Regions from separate parts of the Homo sapiens genome. Here all the other regions are linked to region 3. The links are chromatin loops, found by intact Hi-C in ENCODE. Cell type or tissue: PC-3. All regions are shown on one strand. Links, peaks and the distances in the headings refer to the core of each region. The heading gives the core; the rest is flanking DNA.

What was found. Hi-C counts contacts between places; a loop is a spot of excess contacts. Peaks named below come from ENCODE experiments on the same cell type or tissue, not always from the same donor. Only the 100,000 strongest peaks of a DNase experiment are listed, where the experiment ranks them.
Region 1: a loop joins it to region 3, with 6 times the contacts of the local background. A loop is called at or near these places in 3 of 110 quality-filtered maps.
Region 2: it touches region 3 in a loop (3-fold over the local background); 6 of 110 quality-filtered maps call a loop at or near these places.

The regions. Positions count from the first base shown.
Region 1 is chr5:38,018,047-38,028,723 of GRCh38, reverse strand. LINC02107 (long intergenic non-protein coding RNA 2107) reads right to left here and starts at 3,027. Exons shown (of 3, transcript NR_147009.1): 1 at 2,965-3,027. In PC-3, for the core only: CTCF peaks have their summits at 4,501 and 4,700 (motif pointing left); no DNase peak of the experiment used is centred there; H3K27me3 peaks cover 4,549 bases.
Region 2 is chr5:37,717,886-37,728,562 of GRCh38, reverse strand. WDR70 (WD repeat domain 70) reads right to left here. Exons shown (of 18, transcript NM_018034.4): 14 at 7,348-7,448; 15 at 5,629-5,708; 16 at 3,513-3,629; 17 at 1,518-1,680. Among named protein-coding and RNA genes, the nearest start is that of GDNF-AS1, 120 kb to the left of the region's middle. RefSeq lists an enhancer at 3,332-4,531. In PC-3, for the core only: CTCF peaks have their summits at 3,460, 4,731 and 4,930; DNase peaks (open chromatin) are centred at 4,082 and 5,532; H3K27ac peaks cover 1,060 bases.
Region 3 is chr5:37,407,383-37,418,059 of GRCh38, reverse strand. The region is part of intron 5 of WDR70 (WD repeat domain 70); the gene reads right to left. Among named protein-coding and RNA genes, the nearest start is that of WDR70, 33 kb to the right of the region's middle. In PC-3, for the core only: a CTCF peak has its summit at 4,885 (motif pointing left); a DNase peak (open chromatin) is centred at 4,869.

The sequences.
Region 1 (10,677 bases), core at 825-8,824, 610 kb before region 3:
ATTTACTGATCCCCTTATGAAATCACAAATGGGTACTTTAGTCAAACTTAACAATACTTACCAAGTCTGTCCAGAAAGCTCATTTGAGCCTCAAACAAACAACCTAAATGGAAATTCAAGAGAAGACTTTATCTCCTGTCTGAGATTTACACAAAAATCAAATCTGTTACAGACTCATCTAAAAAACACAGATAACCGACTTGAGACCTTTAGCAAATGGAGTGGCTGCTATACACGTGGAAATTACCTCCTTCTTTGTTTTCAATTTCCTGGGAACCAGGGAGAAGTTCCGGTTTCTAAACCTTGAGGCAACATGAACAATGAACAATTGTTAGCTAGAAATAGCAGATGAAGCCTATTACTACACGACGGAAAGTAGACTGCACTGTCTTAAGGTTGTGTTTATTATACAGGCCTGGTGGGTAAAATGATACGGTAGAGAGTGAGTGTCCTGCTCAGTAGAAACCTCTGAGAAACCCTCCACTCCAAGGGAAGCATCCAACTTCTTTCTGTTTTTCCTCTTGTTGAGTATAGGCTTGGATAATTACATGTAATTTCCCAAGTCTGTCTTCATGAATGAAACTTCTTACCAATTTCTACCAAAACCCTCTACCAAATCAAATAAAGATAAGGTCAACAGAAAGCCAATACCATGCAAATGGTCAACAGAAAGCCAATACCATGCAAATACGCAGTAAAGGTCTTCATTTTTTTTTTTTTTCATTTGAGTGGCAAACCAAAAATCTTGAAAAGTTAACAATTCCATGATCCAGCAAAACAGCAACAGAACACAAAAGCTTTCCCTTGGGTTAGAATATGAAAACTTTTTTCAAGAGTAAATTCAATTGAGCTGAAATTGTAAAACCTGCAATGGCAAAGTGTATTTTTTAACCAAATTTGTTGGAAGCCAGTCATACACAGAAAATAAACCCAAACTCAAACTAGTACTGAAGTCCAGTTTCCTTTTAGCATTTTTTTAAAAAGAAGAAAGAAAAATAAACTTCCTAGACTTGAAAATGCAGCCTTTAGAACAAGGTTCCAAGAGTTACTCGGATGTTGGCTGATGCTTACAAACCAATGCTAACAAGTGGAGTGTAAATGAATCAAAACCAGATAGATTCCATTTCCCTTCAAGTAAATGGAGGTTGGAGACGGGGAGGTGGTGGGAATGCTTCCCAAAATGTGAATTTTACCAAAACCACAGTGTTCTGTATAAAAACTAGAGAAATATCATCTGAGCTTCAACTAGGGCTGGGTTTCAAAGAGGTGACATGAAGAGGGAGAAATGACACCCAGGAGCACCCTTCTGTGCCAGGCCATGAGCTTCAGGAACACTGGTTTCACCCCCACAATAAACGGCACGGCTGGCAGGTGTTCTCCCCCGACTTCAGAGATGAGAAAATGAAACGGGTGTACTCGCGTCCCCTTCTCTAGGTCATTCAGCCAGGAAGTGATCCTGAAGGCCGTCTGCATTAGGAAACAGTGCTCTCTCACCTCCTGTGCTCTTGTTCCATGAGAATCATTGATTACTTCAGCAAGTATGATGTAATGATGCTTTAATGAGGCCATTTTGGAGCATTCTACCAATGCAATGCTAATCTTGTCAAGGCCAACACCTGTGCTGACTTAGATAGTGCCTATGGGAGAACTAGGTAAGGAGAGGTAGAGAGTCATATTTTTTGTTTTTGTTTTTGTTTTTGTTTTTGTTTTTGTTTTTGTTTTGTTTTAGAGACAGAGGTCTTGCTTTGTTACCCTGGCTGGAGTGCAGTGGCACAATCATAGCTCACTGCAGCCTCAAACTCCTGAGCTCAAGTGATTCTCCCACCTCAGCCTCCCAAGTAGCTGGGATTACAGGTACACACCATAATGCCTGATTAATTTTTACATTTTTTTTTGTACAGACAGGGTCTCGCTATGTTGCCCAGGATGGTCTCAAACTCCTGGCTTCAGACAATCCTTCTGTCTCAGTCTCCCAAAGTGCTGGGTTTACAGGCATGAGCCACTGCGCCCAGCAAGAGTCTTATCTTGATTTAACTTAGGATCACCGTGAATTTATGTCATAAATCCAAGTTACTCAACTGTGGGGCAGGCCTGTGCTTCACCTGCATTACCTAACTCCTTTAATCCTCAAAATGACTATGGGCTTTATAGCATTTTTATCCCTATTTTATGCCTAAGAAAACAGGCTTGGAAAGGCTAAGGAAGAGGCAGAGCCAGGATTCTCACCCAGCCTGCCTGACCCCTCCGAGTCCAGATCATGTGCTCTTACCCCCTTCACAAAACTAAAAGGTTAATAATTCTAGAAATTATGCAGCAGTGGCTTTTCAAGGTATGTGGTTATCACTGATAGCAGCTTCCTACACATGTATTCATTTATCCAACAGGTATTGATTAAGTGATTACAATATATAAGACTGGGGGGTTATAAAGAGATCAAAAAATGTTCAAGTTCTTGTCCTTAGTCTCAAGCCATGTACAGCCCAGACTTACTCAGTTCTGGATTTTCCCCTGGTCTTCTGGCTACTGTCCTTTATCTTTTCAACTCACTTGTTATTACAGCAGTTTATTTCTTTTGGACATGTCCAAATTTCTGGTTTAGATAAGTCTGTCCCTGAGACAAGTGAACTTCATCAAGAGATAAATGAATGGAGAGACAGCTTTAAACCAAGGGCCTCTGGCATTCATAGAGTATCAGAACTTGAAGGGATCTGACAGATGGAGCCTGTATTGGTCAGAGTAGTCTACCTGCTATAACAAACAAGCCCAAACGTTTACTTCTTGCTCTCACAAAATTCAAGGGGTACGTTTCTGGTTGGGCCTCTGTCACACCTGTGGTGATACGTGGGGATCCAGGTCCTCCCCTGCTGTGGCTCCCCCATCTCAACAAAGGGTTTCAGGATGCCCCAGACTTCATCCACACAGCAGACAGAAGGCAGAGAGAAACGTCAGAGCAGGCATACTTACTTCTAACTGACTCCTCCCATTCCATCGGCAAGAGCTAGTCACAGTGCCACCTTCACGCCAGGGCCTGGGAGGTCTGTATGCAGGTTACCGGGAAGAATAAGTCAGTTTAGTGAGCATTCGGCCCATAAAACCACCGTGCAGGTGAGGAAACTGCTGCAAAGTATCTACTGCTACAAAGTGCCTACGCGAATCAACCAGTGTCACATAGAAGCAGATTCCATATTCCACTGCAGCACTCTTTGCCTACAACATTGATGCTTCCTAAAAAGACGTGTCTTGCTTTTATTTCTTATATCACACTTACTATATAGATTTAAAAAATACAGAAAAACTTAAAGAAAATAAGTTTGCACTATACTTTTCCAACATAGTCGCTCTTTATGTTTTGATGCCCGCTAACCTCTTCCACGTGTGTACCCTTATTATATATCACACAGACAAATTTTAATTATAAAATGTTCCAAACATACAGAAAGCAGTATAAAAGAAACCTAGGGATGCGCCACTCAGATTTAACAAATGTTAACATTTTACCACATTTGCTCAGTTCTCTCCTTTAGAAATAAAATGGATCCAGCTGAAACTCATCTAATTCTTTCTCATTCCTAAAGGAAATGAAGAAGTGCTATCCTAAAGCTGGTGTGTATAGATCCTGTGAATGTTTCCGTACTTTTACTCTATATATATAGATAGAAACGTTTTTGTACTTTTACTGTATATATATAGATACAAATATATATACTGTATATATATAGATACGAATATATATACTGTATATATATAGATACGAATATATATACTGTATATAGATACGAATATATATACTGTATATATATTACAAAAAGTACTGTATATATATACAGTAAAAGTACAAAAACGTTTCTATATATATATATATACAGAGACAGTCTCATTCTGTTATATATATATACATATATATATATATACAGTAAAAGTACAAAAATGTTTCTATCTATCTATCTATCTATCTATCTATCTATCTATCTATATATATATATATAGAGAGAGAGAGAGAGAGTCTCACTCTGTTGCCCAGGCTGGAGTGCAGTGGTGTAATCTCGGCTCACTGCAACCTGCACCTCCTGGGTTCCAGCAATTCTCCTGTCTCAGCCACCTGAGTAGCTGGGCTTACAGCCGTGGGCCACCCTGCCTGGGTAATTTTTTAATATTTTTAGTAGAGATGGGGTTTTGCCATGTTGACCAGGCTGGTCTCAAACTCCTGGCCTCAAGTGATCCGCCCACCTCGGACCCCCAAAGTTCTGGGACTACAGGTGTGAGCCACTGCACCTGACCTTTACTATGCAATTAGATTCATAAAATGTATATTACTTTTGTACATTTTAGATTTTTGCATAAGTGATACAATGCCATATGTATTCTTTTGTACCTTGCTTTTTTCAGTCAGCATTATGTTTTAAGACTTACCCAAGTTGATCCATGGAGATTATTTTCATTCAGTTGAACTAGATGTAGTATTCCATTGAATGACTAAGCCACAGTTTATTACTCATTCTTCTCATATACAGTTAGATTGTCTCCATTTTTCCCTTCACAGTAGTTTTAAAAAACAAAATTAGCATCAAATTATACATACAGATTTGCTGCCTGCTTTTTCCATGTAACATAACCTAGTTAAGCCTAGTAGTCACATATATTCTTTGAGAATATTATTTTTAACAGCTGTATAGTGCCCTCTCACACGAACATACCAAAATGTATTTAACCAATTCCCTCTAGTGGAACATTCAGGTATTTTCCAATAATGTGCTATATAAATTATACTTCCACGAACATCATTTTACGTGCACTTTTGGCATATTGACAAACAGAGAAAACTAAGGAGTGCCTGTAGAGAGGGAAAGTGCTACTATGGCAGCAAAGCAGCACTGTTCTGGCCCCGCACTTTCTGGGGCAAATCCTACCAATTCCACTTACTAACCATGTGACTTTGGACAAACTTAACTTCTCTGTGTTTCTATAAAATGAGATCGATGAGAGTAGTTTCATTAAATCCCATACCAGGTAGAGTTGTAGACTTTCTGCTTTATTATTTCTTTAAATTCCCCTGAAGGCAAGCAAGGGAAATCCTGCACCTGAGGCTCAAACATGTTTACCTAAAGCAAAGTGCCACTCGGAGGACAAAGAGTCATGAGATTTGAACCACTCCAGAACAGTGCCCGGTGCATGGCAAGTATTCAGTAAGTTAGGTTCAACACACACACACACACACACATATATAGTGAATACGCATTTGCACACATGCATACATGCACTCACCCACACACACACATGTGCACACACACATCTATACCTCTATGATAATTTTGGCTATGTGATACAGTGCTATTGTGCTTTTGTTCTATCCCAACTTTTCCTTATTGATAAAGCTAACTAATCTTCTCCCTATGTTTTTTTTTTTTTTCCATCTGGCACATCTTGCTTTTGCTGGCAATTGCTTCTTCGACCCCCCAGCAAACCTTCACTACCCAACACATTATACACTCAGAAAGTGCCACTAAAGCCCATTACTGACATAATGAAATTCTCTGACTCCCTCTTTCCATTTCAACCAAGTGGTCTGTCTATCCAAATATTTTCTCCCCCAGAGTCCTCCTGTCTGTCTTACGAATGGTGTCCCACTTCCCAGCTGACATCAAACCTGTGCAGATTACCTTTTCAAGCAAATGTAAATAAACAATAAAGCACAAAACAAAGAAGCCCACTTGATTTTTTTAGTTCTTCTAGAAATGGCTCAATAAAACTTCACTGGCCACAGGAGACTTCCCCTAATTCAACTAAACAAACACTGTTCCTTCTTCTGTTAAGAATGTCATCGGGCAGTCTAATGGGCTTTGAAAAACTCTTTGGAGCTCTGCACTGGAAAGGAAGATAAAAGGAAGCCACGGATGAGCAGTGAAGCAGTCAGGCTCGGATCCCTGCCCTCACCTCTGAGATCAGCACATTCCGAAATCTGATGAGATTCATAAATTCACAAGGAAGTACTTACTGCACAATTTGCCATGACAATTTCCAAATGGCTTAGGGTGATCATGACACCTTTAGTCTCAGAATGCCAGGAGAATACTTGAAAGGCCCTGAATTGATGAAAACCATCATGGTTAGAGCTATTTTCATATTATCAAATATGGTTTTAATTAACCTCAAAAAAACAAGAAAGAGGTTTCTAGAAAAGACAACACATACACCCCCCCAACCCCCGCCACACACCTACTTCTATATGATAAACCTAGCTGAAAAGGGGATAGGTCCCACGCCACATTTCATGAGAAAATTAGCATCTTTCAGTCTCTCTGGAATGTATTTGTGTTCCTTAGACGCGAGCTCAGTTTCACACTTCCAACTCCTTAATATTAATTCCTTTTCTTATTTCAGCCTGACCAGAACAAATTCTGTCCTGAGGCATCTTAGCAATAAAATCCAAATGGGGTTTTGCCCTCTGGCCTATAACAACTGGTGTCACTCCTATGAGACCATGTCTAGACTCTTAAGGAAAGTTAGGAAAGATGTCATGCTAGATTGGCTATTGTGTTTTTTGAATTTTGGGAAGCTAGATTACTCCCCTGCACATTTTTATACCCATGGGAGTCTCAGATCTGGACTCAAAATTGAGGGGATGTAGGAATAAAGTAGATATAAATCTTGTCTACTTCATCATCATGTCATCCAAGCTCATGTTTTCTTCATAAGAATGCCTTTAAGAAGTCAGAATGTTATAATCTTAGGTAGATGCCTATTTATATCTTTGCTACATACCTTCTTTTTCCAAGGTTGGGTTTTTTTGTTTGTTTCTTTGTTCATTTAATCTAGGAGATTAGTAAATAGCGTTTTATTTGAGGGTGGTTAGCATTGATTGAATCATACTCTATGGCTTTGTCTTGACAATTCACTCTCAACCATTCTTTTATCAAAGAAAGGAAAGATAAGAAGTAGAAGAGATAGAGGAGAAGGAAGGGGAAGGAGAATAGAAAGGAAGAAGGAAAATAAAAAAGGTAGGAAAGAAGGAAGGAAGGAAGGAGGGAAGGAAGGAAGGAGGGAAGGAAGGAAGAAGGAAGGAAGGAAGGAAGAGAGGGAGGGAGGGAAGGAAGGAATGAGGGAGGGAGAAACAAAGGGTGAATGGGCATCATTGGCCATAGTATCTGAAAGAAAATAATGCATTGGGTATAAAGGCTTCAACTTTATCCCAGAAAGGCTTTAAACTCTCAGTACATTCTTTTTAGAAGTATAGACGCACAAAGTTACACCACCCTTCAGGCATGAAACAACCATCCCACTCAAATACAAGGCTTACAGACATGGTAATGAACACAAAGAGCACCACAGAGCTCCTCAGAAGTGTCAGTGTTGCTTAACATTTTATTTACTATTTATTTATTTATTTTTGGGACAGAGTCTTGCTCTGCCGCCCAGGCTGGAGTGCAGTGACACCATCTAGGCTCACTGCAACTTCTGCCTCCCAGGCTCAAGCGATTCTCCTGCCTCAGCCTCCTGAGAGCTGGGATTACAGGTGTGCACCACCACACCCAGCTAATTTTTGAATTTTTAGTAGAGACAGGGTTTCTCCATGTTGGCCAGGCTGGTCTCCAACTCCTGACCTCAAGTGATCTGCCTGCCTCGGCCTTCCAAAGTGCTTAACATTTTAAATTAATGCAGACTTACATTTCTAGGCTTTTCTTAATATTGCGAGTTTTGCTGATACCCAAACAAAATGGACTTCCCTCAAGTGGAATTGAATTTGCCTCATGGTAACTGTTGCACAGAGCCTAACTTGTTAGGAGGTAGGATAAAAGAACACTTTTTGTAAAAAAGAACACAAGCCTGGGAGTCAAATGGGCGCAGTCCTGCCTACAACTGACAGTGTCTACCCTGGACAAGCCATTTAACCCCTTAAGAGCCCATTCCCTCCTCTGTAAAATTACTCATTAAAATGAGTACTCACTTGGGTTAGATCTATGTTGAATATCCTCCTAGTAGTGCAGCCTTGTAAACAGTCCCAGAAGGACGTGTCTTGCCATGTTGTAATTCAGCCTTGCTATACCAGGATGTGGGGATGGATGGGAGTAGGGAGGCAGGGGTTGGATAAAATGAGAGAAATCAAGGAATCTCAGAGCATTTCCACCGTTAGCATCATTCCCACACTCTGACTTCTGGGAACTGCCACATTTTTAGCACCCTGTTATTTGGAGAGACACAAGATAGGAAGATGCCACAATGAGACATTTTCTTATTCTGAACCCTCATCTAGCTCCCCCAACCGAGCTGGGGGTGGAATGGCAGAGGCAGCAAAGGTCACACTGCTAGGAGTAGACTGAGCATTAGAGAGGACACATCCAGAAATGCAGCAGGAGCCCATCTTGGTGCATGTGTCCCTCACTTCATGGGAAGCCATGTGCGTTCAAACAGCAGCTACACAAAGCACAGTTTTGCAAAATCACTCTTCAGTCATCTATGCAGGAGATGTTAATCCTGCTCCAAGCATCATAAGAAGGTTGTATTAAATGTCTGCTGTTGATTTCCTTTATGAGGTTGGTTTCTGCCCAACAGGTCAAGTGAGGCAGGACCAGCAGAAATTGAGAGCGAAAGAGGAAGGGAGCCCATATTCACAGAGAATGTGCTCCAAAATGCAAATGACTGGCCAGGCACCGTGGCTCACGCCTGTAATCCCAGCACTTTGGGAAGCTGAGGCGGGCAGATCACCTGAGGTCAGGAGTTTGTGGCCAGCCTGGCCAACATGCTGAAACCCTGTCTCTACTGAAAATACAAAAATTAACCAGACGTAGGGGTGCGTGCCTGTAATCCCAGCTACTAGGGAGGCTGAGGCAGGAGAATCACTTGAACTCAGGAAGTGGAGGTTGCAGTGAGCTGAAACAGCCCCATTGCACTCCAGCCTGGGCAACAAAAGCGAAACTCCATCTCAAAAAAAAAAATGCAAATGACAAATAGAGGGCTTGGTTCTTAGGACAATGGTTAAAGAGCAGCAAAGAATATGCTCAAATAGATTTGAAGTCGGTTGCTAACAAAATCACACAAGGCAGCAGGACATTTGCTGTAGAAACAGTAAATATTGCAGTCAGCCAAGAGACAATATCTGACTCACAGGCAAATAACGATGTATAAAAATTGTCTTTTTTTCTTATTAAAGATTTTTTCAAATTAACACATTGAATCTTTTCTTTTGGTTGACAAAGCCAAAAGACAACTGACACCCAAAGGGAAGAAACAACCAGGGAAAAAGCCAAGTTTCTAAAAAATTAAGACATTTCTTCCATTTCTTTCCTAGTTAATAACTCAGGCTTCTCTATAAGGAGCAAAACTGCACATATACAATTGGCCTTCACTTTGTGTGTTCATAGTCCCACAAGAACTAGCCAAGCCTGCAGAAAGTCTTGTCAGAGCATTGTCAGGCTTTAGACCCTAAGGCCTGGAAGGGCCTGCAAAAAGCTTAGTAAATGGAGACATTTGGGCGAGCCCCCAGATCTGGGAAGTCAGGCTTACAAATGGTCAAAACAGTCAACGTTTCCTATTGCAAGTCCTAGGTAGTCATTAGTGGTGGAAATCCTGAGTAGTTTGATGGTGTCATCCCTATTTTCCAGATCAGAGGTGAGGATAGAAGTTGACTAAGGAAGGTATCCAACCACCACCTGCAGCGTCAGGGAGTGCTGGAATCAGGCCTCAGCCTTGTCTCCCACAGCCACATCAACCAGCCTGCTGCCTGTCAAGGCTCCTAGACACTCGCTCAAGATTCCAGAAACTACTCCAGCTTCACTCAATGTAGACTCACCTCCACTGTCTGTCCCTGCTGCTCCCTGCCCCACACTAAGAGACTCACCAGGAAGGTCTCTTCTACTCCCATCTCTAAGAGAACACAAGGATTGAAGTGCTTGCAAATCCCCTAAGAGTTCCTTAAATTTTCAAGGTACTATTTTAACCACCTCCTCCATCCCTTAAAGCCTGAGGAATTGGACAGGCAGGCAGGGAAGCTGTTTGGCTCGGGGATGGAAGAGTCACTTGGCCGCTTCCTCTTCCTTTTGCCTCCCAAGAAGTAATGGAGTAGTAACACAAGTCTCCCCTCTTTGCCACCCCATCCACCAGACAGGTATGGCCAAGAACCAGAAAATTCTCCATTCTGGAGACTGTCCCCACCTCTTCGTAGGTGCCAGTGGAACATTTGCTGGGGGAAGAAAAACTGAAGCTGTTTGTTGTCGTTTTTTAATCGTCGAGAAAGATTTATATTCGTTTTACACTTGAATAGAATTTTTTAGGGAAGAAATGATGAGAATTGGGGCTGAAATATTCCATTTATTTGGGAGCTTGGATGACTGTCACTTGGCAAATTAAAGGCACTTGTGTCGGGCTCAGGAACACACACACTCTCCACTACTCCTTTCCTTAGCCACATGTGGTAGTTTTCACTTTTTACAATAACTCTTCATGGGAGAAGGATGAAAATTGCACTGAGCTTTTCTTACAACTTAATGAAGTTTCAGGAAAGAAATCCGAGCCTTGCTCTGGCGCTCTGATGCTGCATCTTTGTAAACAGTGTGGCAAGGGGCTTTGCAAGATTTATAGGAAACGGCATTGGCAGAGAAAACGTTAGCTCCTGCTCCGGCCCCATAAAGCTATGCTATTGGCTTTGTAAAGCTCTCCAAAAAATGAGATGGAAAACAAACTGAA
Region 2 (10,677 bases), core at 1,808-9,807, 310 kb before region 3:
ACCCCAACTGAGGGAAAGTGTACACAATAACTGACCAGTATTCATTAAAAGCATCAAAATCATGAAACATAGGAAAGGTAACTGTTATGATGGGAGGAGACTAAGTACAATGTGGGATCCTGGAACAGAGAAAGAACATGAGTGAAAAACTGGCAAAAACTAACTAAGGTCTATAGTTTTAGTTTGTTTTTTTTTTTTGTTTTTTTTTTTTTTTGGAGGCAAGGTCTTACTCTGTCACCTAGGTTAGAGTGCAGTGGTGTGATCCTGGCTCACTGCAACCTCCACCTCCCGGGTTCAAGCAATTCTCCTGCCTCAGCCTCCTTAGTAGCTGGGATTACAGGTGCATGCCACCACACCTGGCTAATTTTTGTGTTTTTAGTAGTGATGGGCTTTCACCATGTTGGCCAGGCTGGTCTTGAACTCCTGATCTCAAGTGACCTGCCTGCCTCGGCCACCCAAAGTGTCGGGATTATAAGCATGAGCTAATGCACCTGGGCTAGTTAATAGTATTATACTAATGTTAGTTTTATAGTTTTGATAATTAATTGTACTAAGATTATGTAAAGTGTTAAATTAGGAGGAAGTTGGGTGAGTAGTATATATGTACTCTCTGTACTATTTCTGCAACTTTCCTAAAAATCTAAAATTAAATTTAAAAAGTTTAAAAATTTAGAAACTGAAAATTCTGGCCAGGTGGAGTGGCTCATGCCTGTAATCCGAGCACTTTGGGAGTCTGAGGTGGGAGGACTGCTTGAGACCAGAAGTTCAAGACCAGCCTGGGCAACAGAGTGAGACACTGTCTCTACAAAAAATTAAAACATTAGTTGGGTGTGGCAGTGCATGCTTGTCGTGCTAGCTACCCAGGAGGCTGAGGAAGGAGAATCCTTTGAGCCCAGGAGTTTGAGGTTACGGTGAGCTATGATCATGCCACTGTACTCCAGCATGGGCAACAGATCAAGATCCTGACTCTAAATAAATAAATAAAAATAAAAACGGAAAATTCTATAATAGTACCTATCTTTAATGTAAATGTAGCTGGTTTGATAGCTTTAGGAACCACTCCCTATTCATCCATGCTAAGCTGTCTGAGGGAATACGAGCAGGCAGGATCTACTCTGCAGTGTTACTTACATATACAGCTCTATAAATAAAAGTGAGTTCATAATAACAGACCTACAAACTGCTTCATTTGCTTTTAACCCTCGTCAACTAAGATAATGCACATAAGCAGTGATTTGTTTGTTGTTTGTTTTAATCATGGGCAGGATGGGCTTCACATAATGGTTTACACTATGCTACAACTCTGATGGAATGGGCCTAGTTTTAAAATTCATGATTTTAGAGTCTTATGATACATACAAATGCCTAGGTTTAAAGACCATGAGTACCTGGCCTATTTTTCATATCTAAGTATGAAATAAGAAATAGAGAAGTTAGAACTCAAAAACAACATTGTTATGTTCTCCCCAATTCATTAAACATAACAATTTTCCTGTTTTAAAAAGCTATATTCTCACTTGGAATATGCTGGAGAAACCCAATATGGGCTGTCTTCTGCTGCTTTGGCATGACGCAAAATGGCTTCCCGAGGATTACTGTCATCGGTCTTGTCCAAAGCAATGTTCTTCACAATATAGGAAGAGAGAGTGCCCCCGTGGGTTCCAACTCGGCCACCACGACCTATTGCAAAAGAAAAAAAACCAAATTAGAAACTGAATGAGCATGAGGATACATAGGTATATCTGTGTACACTGTACTTATCTGAGCACAAATCTCAAGAGTACTTAAATTTCATCCTTTCAGCTTAGATTTATGACAATCAGAACCAAAGAGATCACCAAACCTCAACTTCCCGATAGCACTTTTAAATAGGAAGAGATTTTTTTGTTATGTCTCAGTTGCTTAACTTACAGAATGATACCAATATAGAAAAAATTACAGATAGTTTGCCATCTATATGCTTTAAAAAGTTCCTCTGGCATCAACATTTAGAATTCAATTAATAAAAATAAACAATATTCATTAGATGCTATTTAAATAAACATATCTTAGGGCTTGGCATCTTCCAAGTCCCTTACAGGTACTTTGCTGAGTATTATAAGAGAAAACAAATAAGCTAAACATACTGATTCATGTTGCTCTGCTGTACTATAATCTCCCTATGAAATAGGAACCTCTTTAAGGGCAGGGATTTGTTCCCCACTAGATCTCTAGCAGCTAGTATAGTGACTGGTACTCAGAAAGATGTAGGACTTCTTAGGAAGATAAAATAAACATATGAAAAGCCAAATAACACTAAAAGATTAATTTCATAAATCAAGATAAGAAGAAACTAAATAAGGCAGGAAATAATTAACTGTGAGATAATTTGTATGGCCAGTAACTATTATGGCACTTAGAGGAAGATAGCACTTCAGGCTCAGGTGGTTGAACAGGTCTTTATGAAAGAGATGGATCCAATTTGTGAAAGCTTAGGAGGTAAAGAAGGTTATTTTCAATAAGCAGAATGGGTTAAGTACAAAAATGCAGAAAGAAGAAAGTTCAATGGGTATTTGGGGACAGGATTGAACCAACAGTAATCTCAAAAGATCAGAGCAGGAAAGAAGTAAGGTGTAAAGCTACAGGGGTAGATTTGATTTGGACTGTACAGAACCTTGAATCTCTGGAAAGACAATTGGACAGTGGGAAGCTTATGAAGGTTTGGAGGCTGTAGCAACATGAAAAGCTAATGGAGTTAGGGATTAAAGCTGTGTATAAGACAAATAGAAGTGAGGTGGGAGAAAGGGAGTGACTTGAGACTAAGGTGCATAGTTAGAAGGGTTCACAATAATCCAAGAAAAAATCTTTTTTGGAAACTTTAGTTAGGACGGTGTTAGAAAAAAATGAAAAAAATAATTAAGATAGATATGCAAAATGTTTTCTATGCTGAAGGAGCAGACCAAATAGAAACTACACAGATGATAACAGAAAATGAAATTCTAGTCAAGGTACGTGCTATACTATTAGCCAGTGCTGCTTGGCTTTCTTCTGGTACCTACTTCTCAAAAACTCTAAAGACTTTTATTCATCTTCTAGTGATATCAACACAAATCTAAATGATGGCCACATTCTGCCTTGTGTGAAACCTAATCCAGCCTGGATTCTGGTCAAAGTGCCCAGTGTTGTACATTAAGCCAATATTGAGAGCAGTGGTTTTAACACTGGGTTCCAAGGTCCACTGAGCCCCCGAGTTCCCCTGAGGCCAGCTAGGAAAACTCTAGTTGGAGACCAAGCAGAAAGGGCCCCAGTCTTCCTCCCTATTTCAGTATAGAAGCTCAATTTTTATCAGCTTTATACATCTGGATTCTGCATCAGCTTTTCTGTTACTAAAAAGAAAACATTTTTAAAACACTAGTAAAATCTCTCTGAAGACAAAGAAGCATCCAGGCCCAAAAGACCTTCCCAATTTTATATCAATTACCCCACCCTGCCTCTGAACCCCCTCTGCAGGTCACTAGCTGGATCACAGTCACCTGGGCCTGCTACAGGAGGTTCAGGTTTATGCGACTTCAGGGGATCCAGTCTGTCCTTCTCCAGCTGTTTCCTTGTACTCCGTTGGCGGGGCTCACGGAACATAGGCAAGGCATGAGCTACAAGAAGTCACATTTGAAAAATTTCATTATAACAATAACCTTCCCATCCAAAAACATAGTTAAAGCATGACTAACTGAAAGATGAAATGGAAGTCATAATGACAGTCTTGATCTGATAATAAAAGACAGTCTTACTGTAACCAATTAGCCAATTTTGCTTGAGACCAGACTCACTGGTCACCTCTCCTGGCAGCTAACAGCACTCAGGAAATACTGTCAAATATTGTCATGGAAACATCGGTGAGGCTCCCCATCTCCCAAACCATGGGTAGCAGTTAAAACTTAATTACCGTGGTTTTGAAAAGAAACACATATTGGGACTGCCTCTTATTTTTTCTTACAGGACCCAAATGTGAATAATGCCAACAGCTTGCTGTCAGCCCTGAAGTTTCCTCAGATGTCTCATAAACACTGGAATCACTTCACACGTTTCTGAAATGTGACCACCTCTCAGGAGGAGTTGACAACACTGAGTAACCGGAAGGGAGGAACACTTATCCCACTGAAACTGGGATAAAGGTTGCCATGAATGCAAGAGGTGCCTAAATCTCTTGGCATGGGGACTTAATGGGGCCTTATCCCTCCTGCTATATGGTAGCAAAATAAGAAAATAAAAACCAAAGTAATATGCGTTCAATTGCTGTTACTGTTTACTCAATGTCAAAATTAAATTTCAGAATATAAAAGATTATAAGAATTTAAAAAGGAAAACAGTATAATATTCTAGGGGAAAAGGAAAGAGTTATTAGGGGAAGTATTAAATAACTCCCTTTTTTTGCCCCAGAAAAGTACTAGCAGTTTCTTTTGACTCTTACGTGCAGATTAAACCCCCTTTAAAAGAAACTTTTCCCGGGGGACCAGGGGAAGGAAGGGAAAGGTTAAAGGGAATTTATAATATCAATAAAATGTCTATAACACCTCAAAACCTCTTCCAGTATCCCCTCCTACCTTCTACCTATACTGCCAACTGAGGCCAGACCATATCACTCACCAGTAAAACATGCCTGCCTTGAGTCAGGGGAGCTGAGAAACATAGCCACCCGTCACTCAGTTGGGCAACACAACACAACAGTATTTTTAGGAGGGGGAAAATAGCTTTTCACTTCAAACGACTGGAGGAATTTAAGTAGGCCGCATGTAATTACATGAGCTAGACTAGTTATGACACTGACTTTAACACTTCTACTCTTGCAAAAAGTGTCATGGGATCTCTTTACTGGTCATAAGCTCCAAGGGACTTGGTCTCATATGAGACCCACCACCAGTGAGAAAACCCAGCAGTACAGCGCCCCCTGGGCTCCAGACTGAGTCACTGATAAAGTCCACAGGGCCATCCACTAATGATAATCGCTGTAGCATCCATTATTTCTTTCCTAGCTGTCACCTGTTGCAGGTTTGAGATTGTGGCTCTGGGAACACACATCTGCCAGATTAATGAGGTTGTGTGACATACGTGAGAGAAACCACTCTGCCCTAGTAAGCTTTCTACTCATACCCCAGGTAGTTAATTTTATATACAAATTCCTGTGGATCAGTCTAGCACATGGTCATAGAATTTCAGAGAAAGCTGGAAGAGACCCTTCCTCTGGTCGCCACACTTCCCTGATTAAAAGTTAAGTTGTTCAACATCACATTGCCACTCAGTGGTGGAACTGGACAAACCCAGGCCTCCTGATTCCAAGACCAGCACTCTTTCTTGTTCACACTTGGAATAGACTGTTACTCTTGAAAAAACTGCTATAAAGTAATGTATTGGACTCGAACAGGCTTTTCCCTTTTGGGTTGAAAGCTGCATGAAATAACCCTGTCCCTGTGATGAGTCACAGAAGCCACAGAGGTTAGCTGTTACATGACTCGTAGTCCTATCCACATGAATGGGCAATTTTGTAATATATGCCTGAATTCTGAGGGCTTTCTCTGTCTCTAAAGCTATGCAATCAAAACCACATGAGAGTAGAAGAGAGATGCATGATTGAGAGGCATGTTAACGACTTACGGGTGATGATGTAGTCCTGAGTTAGAGTCTCAGCTTGTTTTGCCTTCCGCTGGGTTTTAACCACACATAATTTTGCTCCCCTAACGGGTGTAAAAGCAAATTATTTTCTTTACTTGGTCTTAGAAACAGAAAATTTCATGTTGAAAACATGAGATACTTTCAGGAACATACTCTGTGCATGCACTCCATCTACACAAGTACTTGACTTTCTGAGGGATGGCAACAGATGGGCTCTCAGTGATAAAAGCTTAAACTTATGGAAAAGCAAGTCTGTCAGTCAGTGGTTATTAACAAGCAAGAGGGTTGGAGAGGTAACAGGGCAACAGGACACAAGTTTACAAAACCTATAGGAATAATGTGAAATTTTAAGATCTTAAATAATAAAATTACCCAACCTTTTCACTCTAAAGGTCACAGGGTTAAAATTTTAGTTTATGTCTCAGACTAAAGCAACCTGGGTGGTCTACACCCCAAATGGCATATGTCCACTTTTCAAATACAAGAGTACAAGTGTCTGGAACTGAGTTGGCTTGGCAGTGTTGCCGAGGGGCTATGGCCCAAGAATGTGTGGGATTAACCAAAAATGTGCTTAGAACATTGCACTTCTCCTTAGTAGTACAGAGTTATCCTTTTCAAGAGAAGCAAATACAAATAAGTAAATTTCTTAAAGCAAAGCTTCCACAGAAAGTGCCTTCTAAATGGGTGCTATCAAATGAGGCTCATCATTTTCTCAAGTGAAACAGACTCCCATCCTAAGTACATTAGCATTTTTAATTTCTTTTTTAAAAAACAAATAAAATCCTATTTGTTTTCAAATACCATAAATATACTTTATTGTATAAGGCCAGGATTCCAACTCTAGTCCAGGAAGCTCTGAAGGAAGATGGGGCTGTCTGCTTCTATTCAGAGCAAAATTATGGCCAATGAATATTCATTAATAGAGGCTGGCTTTCCTTTCCTCAAAGGATGTGGGACCTTAAAACAGGTTTATATGGGACCCCAGTAAATTTCACATGTGAATTTTAATGCTAGTTAACCAAGTCTTACTCTAAAGAAAGCTTATCAGTCACTGTACTTTAAGAGAGAGAAACAAAACCATCTTTTCTGGGTGATGACACATATCCATCTTTGTGCCTAAGCAAAACGGAAATAACTGAGGAAATGACTGAACCTCTAGTTACGTTTTCAGACTTTTGAAATACAGTGGTATGCTTAAGTTTGAAACTTGGGTGGGCATGGGGGTGGAGGGGAAACGTATCTGTGCTGTCCCTTTCTGCGGACAGAGAATAATCTTGCCAAACATCCAAACTGCTAGAAGCCAAAAAAGAAAGAAGCAAAATGGACAAGCTGATTCCATTTCCTGTAAGTGGTTAGTTCCCTGCTTTGTTAAATCTCTTACATGTATCACTGCTAATGCCTCTGTCCAGGGTGGTATGCAAAGTGGGCAGAACGTTTTTCCCCCTTGCACTCAACATTTCAGCTAAACAACTGCAAATTCCCAGGAAACTTTCGCTTTGAATTCAGTGTGGATCAAGGGCAATATTCAAATCCTTTTTAAAGCACAATACCAGGAGTTTGAGGCTTTACTTTGTTCCAGCTGCATTTTCTAAATGGGTGGATCTCCATCAAAGTGGGAAATAAATAAAAGCGGGGGTGGGAGGGAAATCCCTCCCCCCAGTTGTTGTCATCCATCTAAAACAGGCAATACTTATGAAATACCTCTGACTCTTGTTGGGGTCGTAATAGACTTTAGCCAATCCATTTCCAGTTCCAACCATGATCTGGTTCAGCTTTGGATGCCACAGGCAGCGAACAACACTCTGCAAAGGAAAAGCGCAGTGGTTGACTAAAGAGGCCAGATAAAAATGGAAACAATCCTGCTGGTACTTTGATGGCTAGTCTACTATATCAAATATCATCCTGATGGTTTACCTCTAACTTTCAGACATTTTCTTTTAAACCATAAAGTTGTGTTCCTGAAGTAAAATTCCATTCCATCACTTATTATCTGGGTGATACTCCATAAAAATAAAAAAGATGTTCTCTTCCTGACATTATCTCCCTTTCTGGACAGCCCTGAAACCACAAAATTAGGTTTCCCAGGTCCATTACCACGTGAGGCTGGCATCATGGAATGCTAAATCCACATAACTCAGTTACACTTACCACTGAAGCGAATTTCATGCTCTTACACACATACAATATGTCCCTCTGGACAGCAGATTGAGACCAGGTGGTTATTGTTTTTAGTTCACAAAGATCCAAATCTCATAAAGCTTTTTCAGAAACAATGCACATTTGTAGGCATTTAATAATGTCTCCCTATCTATGAGATAAAACAGCAGGACAACAGCAGAAGTAAAACAGAGATACAGAATACAAAGACTTGACATTAACCTAAATGAAAAGCTGTTTAAGAGAAGGTTCACTGGAAGTTATGATCCTATGAATTCATTACTGGTAAGGAAAATAAGTGGTGCTCTGGGGCTGAAAAGAACCACAAGTTCTCAGTGAGAACTATAACCTGTTTTTAATTTTTGTCTGTGGTAAGAGGGCAGAGGTGGGAGGGATAGCGTGGACAGAATTAAAGGGAAAAAAGATGAAGCTAATGTTAGTAAACAGAAACCCCATGTACTAGGTTCTATAGAACTCACTCTGATAGAACAAGATATGAGTGGAAGCATTAATTCAATGTTTATTAATAATCTATCACTTGTCAAACTATATATAGGGACTAAAGGGGAAAAGGGTATGATTAGATATTAGCATTTTATAGTTCTAGTGGTAAAATGAAAATCATGACTACGTCTCCTAAATCTACTTTGGGCTGAATTTCTTTGGTTCCTTGTCTCTACTCATTCCACTCTTTTGTTAAGACAGAATATCTTGAAATCTCTCAGATCCTTTTTGATAGAACATTGATTCCCAGCTGGGCATGGTGGCACGCGCCTGTAGTCCGAGCTACTCAGGAGGCTGAGGCAGGAAGATTGCTTGAGCCTAGGAGTTTGAGGCTTCAGTGAGCTATGATTGTGCCACTGCATTCCAGCCTGGGTGACAGAGTGAGACTCTGTCTCTTAAAAAAAAAAAAAAGAAAGAAAGAAAGAAAGAAAAAAACAAAGAAATAAAAATTCTGACTCCCATGTGAATGGCAAAAAAATAGGCCAAAAAAAAATAGGTAAATGGCTGCAAACCCTTACCTGAGATTCCAGAGGAACTAAGGAGAAAGCTGAAAAGAGTCTACAAGACTTTTATTTAATTCATATCTGATTTAACAGACTTACTCTAGAAGAGTGGTTCTTAACCTATGTACCACTGAAGAGGAATGGGATATTGTACAGAGAAAATCAAATCAGAATGGCTGTGTTTTCCCCATCAGCTGGGGGGAAAATTAAGTTAAAGGGGCAGGTTTTCACAACTTTAGGCTTGCTTTCCACAATTTTTCTCAAATCTATGGTGCCTGCTACCCAGGCTAGCAAGTTCTAAAAGATGATAAAACAAATATAATAGTGAGTAAATATTAACAGAAAAACTTGAAAAAATAAGATATATTTAATTTGATAGTTTGGGTATTTTTTGGGGGGGGGGTTGTTGTTGCTTTGTACCTATGCTTGTAAAACCTAGTTTATAATGCATACATATAAAAGTCACATTTTCTCCTAATAAAATTGCTCCTGGTTGGGAAGATGTAATTAAGTATATCAATAGCTCATGGTCTACAAAGTGCAGCTTCTAGGTGCTCCACCACTGAGACTAATTTGAGATAGACCACTGGAAATTCCCAGATGGCCACAGCCAGGTATATGGAAACATAAGGAGAGTCACAAACATAACTTCATGAAGTCATGTTTATGAAACCCTATGTAGAAGAAATCCATCTGAGCCAAGACTCATCTCTTTTAGTCTTTGCTTAAATGTCATTGCTATCTAAACCACCCAATTTAAAACTGTGCCCCAGAACTCCCCTTAGTCTGCTTTTCTTTTTTTATAGCATGTATCATCTTTTAATATAATATATAACTTATTTATTAATGATGCTGATTGTCTGCCTTCCCCACTAGAACACATATTTCATGGGCAAAGATCTCAGTCAGTTTTGTTTGGCAACATATCCCAAGTGCCTAGATTAGTGTCTGGTGCTCAAAAAATGTTCACCAAAGGAATGAATTAAAAGCTACAGTTCACCCATGCCTAAATGGATTGCTTTGCTAGGTAGAGCTGGAGACAATTTTCAAATTAAAATCATTACTCCATGAGAAATAATTTGATTTCCTCATATCATTATTATACTCAGGTATCCTACAAATGTAGCAGGGTTAGATTCCTCCTAATGTGGTCCTAGAGAGAGAGAATGTACATGAATCACAGAATAATGAAAGCGGCTGTCAAAGGCTTTCAGAAATCTCAGCCACCCATAAATGGCCCAGGACAATATTAAGGGCACAGTATTAGAGTTATTTCTCTTTCTTGGTTCTCTAGAGGTCTGGCTCAGCAGTCTAAGATTACTAGTTCTCAAATATGTTTTCAAGTGAGCAGGGTGCAGAATTGGAAAAGATCCACAATGTAGGCCTGATAAATTCCAAGACATCCAGCCAAACAGGCAGTTTCCAGGGGCAGCAGGTTACTGTTACTCTCTCCCTCTTCACTGAGGGTGTAAATGTTAGAGAGAGGCAACTGCCCAAGCCAACAGACCAAGGTCCAATTGCTTTCCAGGGAGTCCAAGGACACCTCACCTCTATTCCTGTTCACATCCTGTACCCTCCAGAGCCTTTACACACACATATAGCTGATTAGTATATGTTCTTACAGAGAAGCATATTTACCCTCCTTTCATGCCGAAACAGGGAGAGGCAAATAAGACCCCTTAAACTAAACAGTCATTCCAGAGCCCCATGCACTGTGGCAATGAGTCACTAAGCAGCAAATGAGAGGCCAGTGAGCAATCTGATTTAGGCAGAGGATACTTAAGGCTCAATTACCCTAAGACCAGTTATTAATCAAATACTACAAGGATTCTAAAACACGAAATGAAGAAACAAAATTTAAAGCCAA
Region 3 (10,677 bases), core at 1,807-9,806:
CTCTTTTCCAATCAGGAACTAACTGCTCTAGTTCAACCAGTTCCTCACTTTACAATGCTTTGGGTGGAGTGGAGAACTTCTTTAACATCATTTCCACTTACTTAATGGCGCACTTACTTAAATCTGCAAGTTTTGCAATTTGCTATGTATACACTAAATTGACAGATGTTTACCAGAGTTTACTGCTGAATACCTGGACATTAAAATAACTTGTATTGGGCGCAGTGGTTCATGTCTATAATCCCAGGACTTTGCGAGGCCAAGGCAAGAGGATCACTTGAGCCAAGGAGCTCAAGACCAGCCTAGGCAACATAGCAAGACTCCACCTCTACAAAGAATAAGGTAATAAAATAATTAGCTCGGCATGGGGGTGCACGCCTGCAGTCTCAGCCACTCAGAAGGCTGAGACAGGAGAATCACTTAAGCCCAGGAATTTGAGGTCACAGTGAGCTATGATTGTGCCACTGCACTCCAGGCTGGGCAACAGAGCAATACGCTGTCTCTTAAAAAAAAAAAAAACGTCGGTGGGGGTGGTGGCCGGGTGCAGTGACTCATACCTGTAATCCTAGCACTTTGGGAGGCTGAGACAGGCAGATCACCTGAGCCCAGGAGTTCGAGACCAGCCTGGGCAATATGAGGAAACTCCATCTCTAGAAAACACAGAAAAATTAGCCGGGCATGGTGGCGCCCACCTGTAGTTCCAGCTACTAGGGAGACTGAGATGGGAGGATTGCTTGAGCCTGGAAGATCAAAGCTGCAGCTGAGTAGTGAGCATGCCACTGCACTCTAGTCTGAGTGACAGAGCAAGACCCTGTCTCAAAAAAAGAAAAAAACAAAAACTTGTAAGTAAAGAGACTATAATCAAAGTCAGATAAAAAGTACCCCCATATTTGTCACTGCACTTAAAGTATGCTTTGGATTATCTTTATAACTTAGTCCATCTTCCTTAAAGTATCCTCATTTTGATCCATACTAGCAGTGTCCATCACATAGCAGATGCACAAAATATTTGTTGAGCAAAATAAAAACCACTGCTCAGAGGCAGAAACAACCCTTGAGAGGATACAAAAGCTTACCTGGAAAGGGAGCTTTAAAAAGACTGCACACTTTTGACATAATTGTGGAGGACTAGCCTAGAAATGTGTAAGTGGAGTATTAGCTTCTCAGCTTCTAAAGAGTAACTGTGGCTGGGCACGGTGGCTAACGCCTGTAATCCCAGCACTTTAGGAGGCCAAGGCTGGCAGATCACTTGAGGAGTTTGAGACCAGCCTGGCCAAGATGGCAAAACCCTGACTCTACTAAAATTACAAAAATTAGCCAGGCATGGTGGCACATGCCTGTAATCTCAGTTACTCAGGGGGCTGAGGCACGAAAATCGCTTGAGCCTGGGAGGTGGGGCTTGCAGTGAGCCGATATCACCCCATTGCACTCCAGCCTGGGTGACACAGGGAAACTATCTCAAAAAAAAAAAAAAAAGAAGCCCTCTCCCAAGCCCTCTCCCTCTCCCTCTCCCCACGATCTCCCTCTCCCTCTCCCCACGATCTCCCTCTCCCTCTCTTTCCACGATCTCCCTCTGATGCCGAGCCGAAGCTGGACTGTACTGCTGCCATCTCGGCTCACTGCAACCTCCCTGCCTGATTCTCCTGCCTCAGTCTACCCAGTGCCTGCAATTGCAGGCGCGCCGCCACGCCTGACTGGTTTTCGTATTTTTTTGGTGGAGACGGGGTTTCGCTGTGTTGCCCAGGCTGGTCTCCAGCTCCTAACAGCGAGTGATCCGCCAGCCTCGGCCTCCCGAGGTGCCGGGATTGCAGACGGAGTCTCGTTCACTCAGTGCTCAGTGGTGCCCAGGCTGGAGTGCAGTGGCGTGATCTCGGCTCGCTACAACCTCCACCTCCCAGCTGCCTGCCTTGGCCTCCCAAAGTGCCAAGATTGCAGCCTCTGCCCGGCCGCCACCCCGTCTGGGAAGTGAGGAGCGTCTCTGCCTGGCCGCCCATCGTCTGGGATGTGAGGAGCCCCTCTGCCTGGCTGCCCAGTCTGGAAAGTGAGGAGCGTCTCTGCCAGGCCGCCATCCCATCCAGGAAGTGAGAAGCGCCTCTTCCCGGCCGCCAGCCCATCTAGGAAGTGAGGAGCGTCTCTGCCCGGCGGCCCATCGTCTGAGATGTGGGGAGCGTCTCTGCCCCGCCGCCCCGTCTGGGATGTGAGGAGCGCCTCTGCCCGGCCGCGACCCCGTCTGGGAGGTGAGGAGCGTCTCTGCCCGGCCGCCCCGTCTGAGAAGTGAGGAGACCCTCCGCCCGGCAGCCGCCCCGTCTGAGAAGTGAGGAGCCCCTCCACCTGGCAGCCGCCCCGTCTGAGAAGTGAGGAGCCCCTCCGCCCGGCGGGAGGGAGGTGGGGGGGTCAGCCCCCCGCCCGGCCAGCCGCCCCGTCCGGGAGGGAGGTGGGGGGGGTCAGCCCCTCGCCCGGCCAGCCGCCCCGTCCGGGAGGGAGGTGGGGGGTCAGCCCCCTGCCCGGCCAGCCGCCCCACCCGGGAGGGAGGTGAGGTGGGGGGGTCAGGCCCCCCCCACCCCCAGCCGCCCCTTCCGGGAGGGAGGTGGGGGGATCAGCCCCCGGCCCGGCCAGCCGCCCCGTCCGGGAGGGAGGTGGGGGGGTCAGCCCCCCGCCCGGCCAGCCGCCCCGTCCGGGAGGTGAGGGGTGCCTCTGCCCGGCCGCCCCTACTGGGAAGTGAGGAGCCCCTCTGCCCGGCCACCACCCCGTCTGGGAGGTGTACCCAACAGCTCATTGAGAACGGGCCATGATGACAATGGCGGTTTTGTGGAATAGAAAAGGGGAAAGGTGGGGAAAAGATTGAGAAATCGGATGGTTGCTGTGTCTGTGTAGAAAGAAGTAGACATGGGAGACTTTTCATTTTGTTCTGTACTAAGAAAAATTCTTCTGCCTTGGGATCCTGTTGATCTATGACCTTACCCCCAACCCTGTGCTCTCTGAAACATGTGCTGTGTCCACTCAGGGTTAAATGGATTAAGGGCGGTGCAAGATGTGCTTTGTTAAACAGATGCTTGAAGGCAGCATGCTCCTTAAAAGTCATCACCACTCCCTAATCTCAAGTACCCAGGGACACAAACACTGCGGAAGGCCGCAGGGTCCTCTGCCTAGGAAAACCAGAGACCTTTGTTCACTTGTTTATCTGCTGACCTTCCCTCCACTATTGTCCTATGACCCTGCCAAATCCCCCTCTGCGAGAAACACCCAAGAATGATCAATAAAAATAAAAAAAAAAAGAATAATTGTGACTAGATCAGAAGCTAACTTTGATTCAATGAAATGTTTAGGAAGAAAGTAGCCATGCCCACAGCCAAGGATGGCCATTCCATTCATTCAACTAATATTTCTTGAGTACCTACTATGTGCTAGGTATCTGTCAAGCCACTGAGGATACAGCAGTAAAAAAAAAAAAAAAAAAACAGACTGTCCTCATAGAACTTACATTCTTATGTGAAGAAAGACAATAAACCAATACACAAAAATGTCAGATAATGATAAGTACCATAAAGCAGTGATAGGAAAAGAGGTGGGATGGGGAGCAGGGGGGACCTATATAAGATGGACAGAGAAGGTAACACTTGAGCACAGATCCAAGCAAAATAAGGGAGCCATGTGAAGTTCTGGGTATTATTCCATGTGGAAGAAAGAGTAAATAGAAAGTTTCCATGCGGGAATAAGAATAGAGGTCTCCAAAGAAAACCAGAAAGATCAATGTGGCTAGAGAGGAGTGAGCAAGCCAGGGGGTAGAAGGGGATAAAGTCAGTGTGATTTGCAGAGGCCAAGGCAAAGAACCTGAAGTGATAGGAAGAAACCAGACGTTTGGAGCAGAGAAGTGACAAGATCTGATATATATTTTCTTTTTTTTTTTTTTTTTTTGAGACAGAGTTTTGCTCCTGTTGCCCAGGCTGGAGTGCAATGCGCAATCAAGGCTCACCGCAACCTCCGCCTCCTGAGTTCAAGCGATTCTCCTGCCTCAGCCTCCCAAATAGCTGGGATTACAAGCATGCACTACCACGCCTGGCTAATTTTGTATTTTTAGTAGAGACAGGGTTTCTCCGTGTTGGTCAGGCTGGTCTCGAACTACCAATCTCAGGTGATCCATCCGCCTTGGCATCCCAAAGTGCTGGGATTACAGACGTGAGCCACTGTGCCCGGCAAGATCTGATATATATTTTCAAAAGTTTGGATTAGACTAATGATCACAGAAATAAACCTTATTCAACTTTATAGACTTCAATATTAAAGTATGAGGAAGCTATCCTTAAAATTCCCACATAGGAATCTTTTTTTTTTTTTTTTTGAGACAGAGTCTCGCTCTGTCGCCAGGCTGGAGTGCAGTGGTGCGATCTCGGCTCACTGCAACCTCCGCCTCCCTGGTTCAAAATGATTCTCCTGCCTCAGCCTCCCAAGTAGCTGGGATCACAGGCACACGCCACCATGCCCAGGTAATTTTTCTATTTTTAGTAGAGACAGGGATTCACCATATTCGCCAGGATGGTCTCCATTTCCTGACCTCATGATCTGCCCACCTCAGCCTCCCAAAGTGCTGGGATTACAGGTGTGAGCCACGGTGCCCAGTCAGGAATCTCTGTTACTTATCTAAAAAGCTTAAGATAAAATTTTAAATATATTTGAGAGAATTTTTCTGCATTCTTCTTCAGAGAAAAAAAAGTAATTATTCCAACACTAATCTCAATCTCAAACTCACTTGTTCCAGTCTGTAGAAGACATTATTTATAAAAGATTCTTTTTTTTCCTTCCACTATAGACAGGCAAAGGGAAAAACTGGATGCTTGCCAAAGAGCTTCTATTGCCCCCTAGTGCCCATTTTCACACATTAGCAGTTTCGAAACCCTAAGGAACATAGTCACTGGGTTTTGGAACACAGCTTCTAGCATCCTCTGCTGACATAACCTTGCAGGCGTAATTAAATTACTCTGTTTTAAAGGACATTAATTCTACTTTGAAGTTAAAATAGTTAAGTTTTCTCATACCAATTTTTTAAAACTTTTCTTCTTTAATTGAAGTCAACTTCAATTAAATTTAAATTGGTTATTGATCAAATATTGGTATTGATGATGAAAACAATGATAAAACCCAGCCATTCTGAGTGCCTAGTATGAGTCCTATGTTGCGTGTTTACATGAATCACCTTATTCTTACATCAACTCCTGGGAACTAAAAGATAGTTTTCTCCCGCTTTGAATTCTTCAGCCTCTCCCCATGTATCAGGGAAAGAGACTGACTGATACAGGTGGCTGGCAATGATCAAGGCCAAGGGGATGAGATGCCTCAGACCAGAAGACAAAGCAACACAGTGGTGGCCCAAACTTGGACTCCCCACCACAGAACGTGCTAGCCAGGGAGTCAGACAGAGTTCATGGAGAACAGGTGCTCACAACTAGAAAGCTGCTGTTACATCCAGCCCTTAGTTACAGTCATAAAAATCCAACTTTCTATTTTCTGTAGTAATGGGAAACAGGATAGCAAAGATAATGAAAATCCTCAGTAATCCTAAAGTTTCCATTTAATTATGAGTTAGAACCTCCTTCATCCCTAAAAAAAAAAAATTAGAATCATGAACAAGTAATAGAAATGGTTAAAAGATGTTTTGTTTTGTTTTGTTTTGCTTTGAGATGGAGTCTCACTCTTGTCACCCAGGCTGGAGTGCAATGGCAAGATCTCAGCTCACTGCAACCTCCACCTCCCGGGTTCAAGCAATTCTCCTGCCTCAGCTTCCCGAGTAGCTGGGATTACAGGCGTGCTCCACCACGCCCAGATAATTTTTGTATTTTTAGTAGAGACAGAGTTTCACCATGTTGGCCAGGCTGGTCTCGAACTCCTGACCTCAGATGATCTGCCCGCCTCAGCCTCCCAAAGTGCTGGGATTACAGACATGTGCCATAGCATCCAGCCAAAAGATGATTTTTCACCTGTTTTCTCTGATACTTCCCACTTGAATTTTTTTTTTACTTAGTTCTAAGAAAAATAATCATAATCCTTCAAATTCTACTGGAAAGAACAATTTTATTACCATTATAGATAAACAAAATGGAATAAAATAAGTAAAAAAAAGTTTATCAAAAAGAAATTATAATATAATTAATATTTTTAATATAGTGCCTTTAGCAGTAAAACTAAATCCAACTACTAACTAGTAACTGAAGTAAAATACATATAAGAAACAAAAAAATTAATCACAGTTGGGACAGTGTGGTTTATAACGTACCTACTAGTAAGTACTCTGGTAATTTTGCTTCCAATTTTAGAGCTATCAAATTGTTTTTTTCAAATCAAGACGGAGTCTCATTCTGTAGCCCAGGCAGGAGTACGGTGGCATGATATCAGCTCACTACAACCTCCACCTCCCAGGTTCAAGTGATTCTCATGTCTCAGCCTCCCGAGTAGCTGGAATTACAGGTGCGTGCCAACACACCCGGATAATTTTTGTATTTTTAGTAGAGATGGGGTTTGGCCATGTTGGCCAGGTTGGTCTTGAACTCATGACCTCAACTGATCCACCCGCCCTGGCCTCCCAAAGTGTTGGAATTACAGGTGTGAGCCACTGCATCTGGCCAAAAAAAAAAATCATTTGTAAACAGTATTGTAACTAGGAGGGGCACAAGGAACTATAGAGATGACAGAAATGTTCTGTACCTTATTTGGGATGGTGGTTTCACATAATATATACAACTGTCAAAATTCACCAAACTGAACCTTTAAGATCTGTGCACATTATTATATTAAATAACACCTTAAAAGCAAGGTATGGTGGTTCACACCTGTTATCCAGCACTTTGGGAGGCCAAGACAGGAAAGCGGCTTGAGGCCAGGAGTTTTGAGACCAACCTGAGCAACACAGCAAGACCTTATTTCCACAAAATAAAAATAAAAAAACAAATAGTTACACCTTAATAAAAACAATCACACTTTTTAGAAAGTATTGTGTGACTGTTTTAAGGAAAGAAAACTACAACTTTTTCTGATTCATTTGCCAGGTAGGTTCATAAGCTATCAAAATAAAGCGAGAATAAAGTTTTAATCTATAAATTTAATTAACTAAGTCATCTCTATCTTGAGGCAGCTCTTACAATTATTAAACTATAATGTATCTAAATTGTAAGGTTAGGGCAAGGCATGTATAATGGTTCTTATGGAAATAGATGTTTATTTACAGTTCTATGCTCACATTTCCTTTGTTCACACTTCCATACCTACTTCCATTTTCCATATAGAAACTAAGGGCTATGTGTCATAAAGAAAAAACACATTTGAATGTCACAAGCTTTTCATTTATAAAAACCAAAAATGTTCAATTCCATTTAACAAATATGTACTCTGTACATACCATTTATAAGGTATTGCATTAGAAGACACAGGACTTTTAAAAAACTACCATACCTTTCATACAAAAGTTCCTGTACTTGAGGTCTTAATATATGATTGGAAAAGAAAGGTAAGGGAGTTAGGACAAGCACACAAATAATGATTTAACAACAAGAAGCCAGAAACCAAGCCTGGGAAGTAGCAAATGCAGCTAGCATCTGGAGAGGTTGCTTAGAGGAAATTATATTTCAAATGGTCCCTAAAGGGTACACAGAATTTTAACAAGCAGAAACTGGAGGAATGAGAAAGTAGCATTAAAGTTTTCATCAGTACTCAAGTCAAAACTAGCAGACTCAGGCCAGGCACAGTGGCTGACAACTATAATCCCAGCACTTTGGGAGGCCATGGCAGGCAGATTTCTTGAGCCCAGGAGTTCGAGACCAGCCTTGGCAACATGGGAAGACCTTGTCTCTAAAAAAGAAAAAAAAAAAAAAAAAAAAACTAACAAACTCCAAGCTGGGTGGACTCACATTCGCCTGTAGTCCTAGCTACTTAGGAGGCTTAGGCAGAAGCACTGCTTGAGCCCAAGAGTTTTAGACCAGCCTGTGCATCATAGCAAAACCCTATCTCTTAAAAAAAAAAACACTAGTGGACCCCTTTCTCAGAGAAAATGAATGGGCAACATAGAGATTGGTGAAGTCTGAAAGATTTATGCATCAGGTCTTCTATATATTTGCCTATTGTGATGAAAGATTTGACATGTCTTTGAAAAAATATTCTGAATTACTGATAAAGCCACTGCTAACTGAGGAATGAATTATAATAGTTGTGAAAAATAACGGGAAAGAGTGAATAACTAAAACATTCTCTTAAAAAAAGCCAGTTTCTCAGCCGGGCATGGTGGCTCACGCCTGTAATCCCAGCACTTTGGGAGGCCGAGGTGGGTGGATCACCTGATGTTCAGGAGTTTGTGACCAGCCCGGCCAGCATGGTGAAAACCCGTCTCTACTAAAAATACAAAAATTAGCCGGGCATCCTGGCACACACCTGTAATCCCAGTTACTCGGGAAGCTGAGGCGGGAGAATCGCTTGAACCCAGAAGTCAGAGGTTGCAGGGGGACGAGATCGCACCACTGCACTCCAGCCTGGGCAACAAGAGCAAAACTCCATCTCCAAAAAAAAAAAAAAAGTAAGGCCAGTTTCTCACATTTGTTAGTGGGAGCAAGGAAAAAGGCAGTTTTTATACCTTCATTTCCCTTATGAGTGCTTCAGTGATCCTCGGTATAAACAAACCTGACAGATACACAGTCAAGCTTGACAAAAATCTCGGCTGAGGCTAGTTTTTTGGAATCTTCCCTTAATAAAATAAACCAAAAAGATTACATCTCATTTCCGAAGAGAAACAGTAGAATAACTACACAGCAGAACCAGACACAAAAGAATTCAAATGAAATTCAGCCAGGCATGGTGGCTCACGCCTGTAATCCCAGCACTTTAGGAGGCCGAGGCGGGTGGATCACCTGAGGTCAGGAGTTCGAGACCAGCCTGACCAACATGGTGAAACCCCATCTCTACTAAAAATACAAAAATTAGCTGGGCATGGTAGCAGGTGCCTGTAATCCCAGCTACTCGGGAGGCTCAGGCAGGAGAATCACTTGAACCCAGGAGGCGGAGGTTGCAGCGAGCCAAGATCACACCATTGCACTCCAGCCTGGGCAACAAGATGAAACTCCATCTAAAAAATAATAATAAAAATGAAATTCATGCATGTTAATACTCTGACCAAATCTTAAGAGTTTAAAGATTGCATTAGTACCAATAAACTTTACACTTTTTATTCCTTTGGAGAAAGGTAGCTAATGTTCACAAGTATGAAATAAAATCAAATAAGCACACATGCTATATATATTATATATAATACACACACACACAATATTAAAGAACCATTCACAATGGCTAAAAAGACCCAAAAAAATTCAAAATAAATAACTTGTCATTGCTATAACTGAAAGCAACAAATATTGAATATAGATACTCACTGCTTAGTTGCTAGTTGCCCCTTATCATCCATTCTTTGTATTGGAAGCATTAAATTTTAGGTAGACTCCTGGCCTCCAAAAAAGAAAAACTATTACACTTCTCAAGTTAAACAAAGATACAAAGTTCAAAATGAGGAGGCTTCTTTATCCTTATCCCTCTACCTTCTTTTTTCAATTTTTTGAGCCAAGTGTCTCGCTCTGTCTCCCAAGCTGGAGTGCAGTGGTGCAATATCGGCTCACTGGAACCTCCACCTCCCAGGTTCAAGTGATTCTCCTGCCTCAGTCTCCTGAGTAGCTGGGATTACAGGCGTGTGCCATGACACCTGGCTAATTTTTTTATATTTTTAGTAGAGATGGGGTTTCACTATGTTGGCCAGGCTGGTCTCAAACTCCTGACCTTAGGTGATGCACCCACCTCAGGCTTCCAAAGTGCTGGGATTACAGGCATGAGCCACTGCGCTTGACCTTGTCCCTCTACCTTCTTACTGACAAAAATGCAAAATTAATGGCTACAGCTACAGCATCTAACTTGAAGCCTGTATACTAAAGATGGCAGAAAAAAAGACAGACGCAGACGAGATCTGAGATATCCTGGACCTGCAAACTAGTTCTATTCCATTTAACTCCTTATTCATTAATGTGAGGGAGAGAAAAGACTTCTATCTTGTTTAAGCCACTGTTGTTTTGCATTTTCTGTCACTGGCAGCCAAATTAATAATACACTAACTAATATACACTTAAAACAGGCTCCACACTCAATTCCACAGGCTTCTAAGTATGGGAGGCAGCATCATACTGTAAAAGCATGGTTAGGCTGGGCACAGTGGCTCACCTGCCTGTGGCTCACACCTTTAATCTTAGCACTTGGGGAGGCCAAGGCAGGAGGATCTCGTAAGGCCAGAAGTTTGAAACCAGCCTAGGCAACATGGCAAGACCCCGTTTCTACAAAAACAGACAAAAGGCGTAAAAGGAAAAAAAAAAGCACAGATAGCCTACGTGTGCATAACATCTCTCTCACTTAATAGCTAAAGTAGGCAAATAAATAAATTGGACTAATTATTTAACCTCTGTGGGAAAAATTTGAGAAATATTTACCAATTATTTAGTGGTTCTGACTTATTTCTATTTTTTTTAAGATGGAATCTCACTGTCACCCAGCCTGGAGTACAGTGGTACGATTTTTAGCTCGTTGCAACCTCCGCCTCCCAGGCTCAGGTGATCCTCCTGCCTTAGCCTCCTGAGTAACTGGGACCACAGGTGCTCACTACACCCG